2 separate regions of the Homo sapiens genome follow, and region 2 is linked to region 1. Evidence: read pairs that join two places in POLR2A ChIA-PET (ENCODE). Cell type or tissue: A673. All regions are shown on one strand. Each heading gives the region's core, and the rest is flanking DNA. Links, peaks and the distances in the headings are about the cores only. Region 1 overlaps ZBTB16 (zinc finger and BTB domain containing 16). Region 2 holds the start of LOC124902760 (a long non-coding RNA gene).

Evidence for each region. ChIA-PET counts read pairs that join two places held together with the same protein. Peaks named below come from ENCODE experiments on the same cell type or tissue, not always from the same donor. Only the 100,000 strongest peaks of a DNase experiment are listed, where the experiment ranks them.
Region 2: POLR2A ChIA-PET joins it to region 1 with 10 read pairs; 2 of 35 experiments call an interaction of 5 or more read pairs at or near these places.

What each region holds. Positions count from the first base shown.
Region 1 is chr11:114,069,706-114,072,617 of GRCh38, forward strand. The region is part of intron 2 of ZBTB16 (zinc finger and BTB domain containing 16); the gene reads left to right. Among named protein-coding and RNA genes, the nearest start is that of ZBTB16, 11 kb to the left of the region's middle. In A673, for the core only: no CTCF peak of the experiment used is centred there; no DNase peak of the experiment used is centred there.
Region 2 is chr11:114,015,401-114,018,312 of GRCh38, forward strand. LOC124902760 (a long non-coding RNA gene) reads right to left here and starts at 2,677. Exons shown (of 2, transcript XR_007062895.1): 1 at 2,464-2,677. It overlaps LOC124902759 (a long non-coding RNA gene), which reads left to right. Exons shown (of 2, transcript XR_007062894.1): 1 at 1-93; 2 at 1,555-1,879. In A673, for the core only: no CTCF peak of the experiment used is centred there; no DNase peak of the experiment used is centred there.

The sequences.
Region 1 (2,912 bases), core at 306-2,805:
AAATTCTGTTTGGAAAAGGGTATGCTGTAGAATAATGATAGCCACAGCAATGATATTAATAATACCTTTTATCGGTTGCAGCATTTTCTTCTTTGCAAAGCACCTCTAATGACTTTATCTCTCTTGCCCTCACAGCCTTCCTTGAGTGGGTACAGGTCCATAATCCCATATCTGTGATAATGAAGTCTGAAAAGCTCTGAAAACTAAAAAGTTTGCAGTAAACTCATTTAGTGGCAAAACCTGATCTGAACTGATGTGAGGCTATATTTATCCTGCTTAGTTTGAATATTCATATGTTTTGCTGCAAAAATATTAATGTGTTTGATTACAGAGTGCTGCCCTAGACTCTGCTGGGGCTGTTAAACACGATAGGTGTCAGAGTACCTTTCTTTTTTTTTTTTTTTTTTTTTTTTTGAGACGGAGTCTCGCTCTGTCGCCCAGGTCGGACTGCGGACTGCAGTGGCGCAATCTCGGCTCACTGCAAGCTCCGCTTCCCGGGTTCACGCCATTCTCCTGCCTCAGCCTCCCGAGTAGCTGGGACTACAGGCGCCCGCCACCGCGCCCGGCTAATTTTTTGTATTTTTAGTAGAGACGGGGTTTCACCTTGTTAGCCAGGATGGTCTCGATCTCCTGACCTCATGATCCACCCGCCTCGGCCTCCCAAAGTGCTGGGATTACAGGCGTGAGCCACCGCGCCCGGCCCAGAGTACCTTTCTAAAGTCTGAACAGTTTTGGTCGTTGAAGCACCTGAAGGTTTTGGATAAGGGATTATGAACGATTATCATTCTCTATTGACAAATGAGGAAAATGAGATTTGGAGCAAGTAAGTGACTTCCCATGGTCACACAGCTATAAATGGGTAGAACCAGGCACTCAGCTTGCCTTCTAATTCACAGTCCTGGGCGCTCTGCACCAGGCCATATAAGAACATGAGCATTGCTCTTCTGGGTCAAATCCATCTGACCTAGTCTTTGGTTGCCATCACCATGCCTAAGATACCACCATTGGAGGCTACAACCATCTTCCTTGACGTCAATCCTAAAGGTCAGGTGTAGCTTCTCTTAGTAGCTATTTATGGCTGCCTTGTCATTCACAGATTTGCCAAAATCCTTTTTGAATCCATTTCCATTTCCAGGAAGTATCCTTTTTAGGGGTGATGAATGACAAGTTTATAATCTCCTGGGCTCCTGGAAATCTGGTCTTTTGGAGAGAGGTTGTTGGTTGTGAAGATAGGAAGATGGCAGAAGGCTTTGTAGTGGTGAGGCCAGGTCTAGACCTAGCTCTGCGTTTTTCAGCTCTGTCACCATTGACATCGTTTTTTTCATCGTGAGCCTTAACTTCTTCATTTTTAAAACTAGGCACTTCAGTGAGCTCTTTCTGGATTGTTGCGCTCTTTAAAAAATTCTTTTATTCTTTGTGTACCCACTTATATCTTCATGAAGTCCTTTTGGTTAATTGAATTTTGCTGTTTTGGAATCTGGATTGGCAGTTCAGCCAGTTAAGTAGGGGGTCAGTTTGATTTGATTCTGTGTGTTCTGACTTTTTTTTTTTTTTTAAAATACTTTAACCTGCTTAGGGTTACTGAGCCATCTGGGATCTAGACTGAACTCTTGGAACTTTTGAAGATGATTTCCTTTATTTTATTTTCAATGGAGGAAAGTTGCCCACTCTTTCATCTCAGTGAGAAGTCCCATTTTAATTTGCCATCACTATTGGATGGAGCCGCTAATTGCTGGGAGGGAGAAAGCTATAGTTTAGCAACACGTTTTCCTCCTGCTCGTTCTAGGAAAACTATTATGAATCTTTAAAATAGTGATTATCCTAAACTGTTAAAATCAAATTCTATTCACAGCTCTTTGATTTCTTGCTAATTCAGGAGAGAAACTTTTCCAATCACTTTAATTTTTTTTATTAATTTAAAGCAAGCCCTGCTGAAAGCCCAAGTATATATGACTTAGAGTCTTACTAAATGAATACAGGTGTGCCTCAGTTTGTCCATTGGAGGGTTTCTGAATTTTCCATAACTAAAGATTTTCTATTCTGTTTTGGCTGGGTGTGTGGGGTGAAAGCTCTTACTCTCTGGCAGTTATTTAAGTAGTAAGAAATTTGCTACAACTCTTCCCCACCCCCACGTTTTACAGATAGGAAATGAGCACTTTGACTGTCCAGGTCAGACTTCTGATTTTGCTACTTACTAACTGTGACAGTGGTTGTGTTACTTAACTTCTGTGTGCCTGTTTGCTCATTTGTGAAACAGAAATAATAGTAGTACCTACTTCATTGGGTTGTTATAAGGATTCATCAGAAAATATTTATCCTGTGTGAGGAACGGTGGCACAAAGTAAGTGCTCCATAAGTGTTTGCTAGGGTATTTTTCTTGTCATTGTGTGAAGTAGGTCATGCTAGCCATGCAGGGTGAAAAATGTGTTCATGTTGGTCCAGATCCTGCTTTCTCCCTGAGACCGTTCTTCCGCATAGGCGTCAATCCGTACAGTGCTGTAAAACTGCTGCCTCGGGCACCTCATGTTTGGGGCTGAGACATTGCTTCTGCGTCTTCCCCAGAAGCTGATCTCTTGTACTGTGGTGGCCAGGGTACTCTTTGTCCCATTGACCTGAGGCCTGGTGAGTCATTCCAGTTCTCGTTTAAATTTAGCCGGGCAGCGCTCCACTGCCATCGGGTCCAAATGCCGGGGAGGCTCACTGATGCGGTGTCCTGTTGCCTGTGCACGTGGCCAGGCGTGCACATCACTGTGCTTATGAGAGAGATGAAGAGCACAGATACCACCTTACTGATGGGGGTCCTGGGGCTGGGCTTGTGGGTGTTGGGGGTTCCAGAGCTCCTTCCCTTTCCTGCCTGTCAGTGCAGGATGCTTCTAAAATGTGGACTCAGCAGACATTGTTTTGAGTGCTTG
Region 2 (2,912 bases), core at 192-2,691, 54 kb before region 1:
TGCACTGCCTGCAGCTTCTGTTGCACCTGGGGCAGAGCTACGCTTGGCTGCTGACACCTATGAGAAGGCAGGCATGGTGGACCTTCCGCAAAGGTGGGATCAGTCATTAACAACGGATTCACGAATGTGGGTGAAGGCTTTTTAAGATGTCAGGAGCTCTTGGGGAAGCATCTTTGCAAGGATCTTTGGGTGGGGAATCAGAGCTAATAAAATTGATATTTGGCTGGGCATGGTGGCTTACACTTGTAATCCCAGCACGTTGAGAGGCTGAGGTGGGCAGATTCACTCGAGGTCAGTCAGGAGTTCGAGATCAGCCTGGCCAACATGATGAAACCCTGTCCCTACTAAAAATACAATAATTAGCCAGGTGTGGTGGCAGGCACCTGTAATCCCAGCTACTTGGGAGACTGAGGCAGGAAAATTGCTTGAACCCAGGAGGCAGTGAGCCAAGATCACACCATTGTACTCCAGCCTGGGTGACAAAACAGGACTCTGTCTCAGGAAAAAAAAAAATTGATATTTCCCTGTGAATGTGCTAACATTTGTTCTTATGAACTGGTGAGATGAAGGGACAGCCAGCTGACACTGTCACAGTAAAAGCAACCATCTCTCACTTATTCTCCTCAAGCTAAAACCCAGATGTTTTCATAGACTCTCTCTCTCCTTCATCTTTCAAAATTAATTGGTTCTTAACTCCTGTTCAACTTTTTTTTTTTTTGAGACAGAGTTTCAGTCTTGTTGCCCAGGCTGGAGTGCAATGGTGCGATCTCGGCTCACTGCATGCTCCGCCTTCCGGTTTCAAGCGATCCTCCTGCCTCAGTCTCCCGAGTAGCTGGGATTACAGGCACGGGCCACCACGCCCAGCTAATTTTTGTATTTTTAGTAGAGACGGGGTTTCACCATGTTGGCCAGGCTGGTCTCAAACTCCTGACCTTGTGATCTGCCCACCTCGGCCTCCCAAAGTGCTGGGATTACAGGCGTGAGCCACCGCGCCCAGCCCTCAACTTTTTTGACACTTTTCTAATCTATAATTATTGTGTAGCTGTGGCTACTGTGCTTGTTCAAGCCCTGTCATTTCTCTCTTGATGTGACATTTATTTGTCAACTTGACAGAGCCATAGGTGTCCTGATATTTGGTTAAACATTATTATGGGTTTTTGAATGAGATTAAGATTTGAATCTGTAGGCCAGGCACGGTGGCTCACGTCTGTAATCCCAGGACTTTGGGAGGCCAAGGCGGGCAGATCACCTGAGGTCAGGAGTTCAAGACCAGCCTGGCCAACATGGTGAAACCCTGTCTCTACTAAAAATTCAAAAATTAGCTGGGCATGGTGGCGTGCACCTGTAATCCCAGCTACTTGGAAGGTTGAGACAGGAGAATCGCTGGAACCCAAGAGGTGGAGGTTAAAGTGGTAGTGAGCTGAGATCACGTACTCCAGCCTGGGTGACAGAGCAAGACTCTGTCCCCTACCCCGAAAAAAAGGATTTAAATCTGTAGACTGAGTAAAGCAGAGAGAGTGTCCTCCCTAATGTGGGTTAACCTCATTCCATCAGCTGAAGGCCTGAATAGAACAAAAAGGCTCACCGTCCCATGAATAGAGAGAACTCCTCCTGCCTGACTGCTGTGAGCTGGGACATCCATTGTTTTCTGTTTTTTGGATTTGAACTGAAACATCAGCTCTTCCTTGATCCTGAACCTGCTGGCTTTCTGACCGGAACTTGCACCAACAGCTCTCCTAGTTCTCAGGCCTTTGGACTTGGACTGGAATTACACCATCAAATCTCCTGGGTCTCCAGCTTGCCATCTGCAGATCTTGGAACTTCTTAACCTCCACATCCTGTGAGCCAATTCCTTATAATAAATCTCTTTATAAATATATACATCCATCCTATTGGTCTGTTTCTCTGGAGAACCCTGATACACTTGGATCACTGCAGTAGCCTCCTGAATAGTCTCCCTGTGTTACTAAGCCACTTGGCCTTCCACATTACTTTCAGAGTGATCTTCCCAAAACATAACCTGAATATGCGTTTTTTTGTTTTTTTTTTTTTTTGAGACATAGTCTCACTCTGCCACCCAGGATGGAGTGCAGTGGTGCGATCTCGGCTTACTGCAACCTCCGCCTCCCGAGTTCCAGCGATTCTTGTGCCTCAGCCTCCTGAGTAGTTGGGATTACAGGCATGTGCCACCATGCCCAGCTAATTTTTGTATTTTTAGTAGAGATGGGGTTTCACCATGTTGGCCAGGGTGGTCTCGAATTCCTGACCTCAAATGATTTGCCTGCCTCGGTCTCACAAAATGTTGAAATTATAGGCATGAGACACCACGCCTGGCCCTGAATATGACTTTTTTATGTCTAGCTCCTTTCAATGACTTCCCATGCTTCCATGATAACATCAAAACTCTTTGGCATCTCCACAAATTCCTTCATGACTAACCACTATCCTATGCCCTTCTCTTACCTCTGTCCACATGAATAAATTCCAGTCTCACTGAACTGCCAGCAGTTCTTCAAAAGGGCCTGGCCACCTCTTCCCTTTTGGAGTTTGCTCAAACTCTTCCTCCTGCCTGGAATGCCTGGGCAGGACATGGCCCATAGCTGGTCTACGGGCTTGACAGCCTGACTCAGAGCCTGCAAGGGCAACTAACTTTTATTCCAGTTCTATACACTGAGTTCAGGAGTGAGTATGACCAGGCTGTGTTGGAGAGTCAGGATCAGGTTTTCATTATGACCTAATGTATTGTGTGCAAACTGGAGCCTGCATACTACTCTAAGATGATCATGCACTCGGTGACCCCAGGTGTGGGGGTCTTTGGCAATAATGTGGCGTGGGTCATGTGCTGAATGTTCCAGCCTTGTGTGTAGGTATGGATATGTGTATATGAGTGTAAATGCAAGCAGATTTATCAG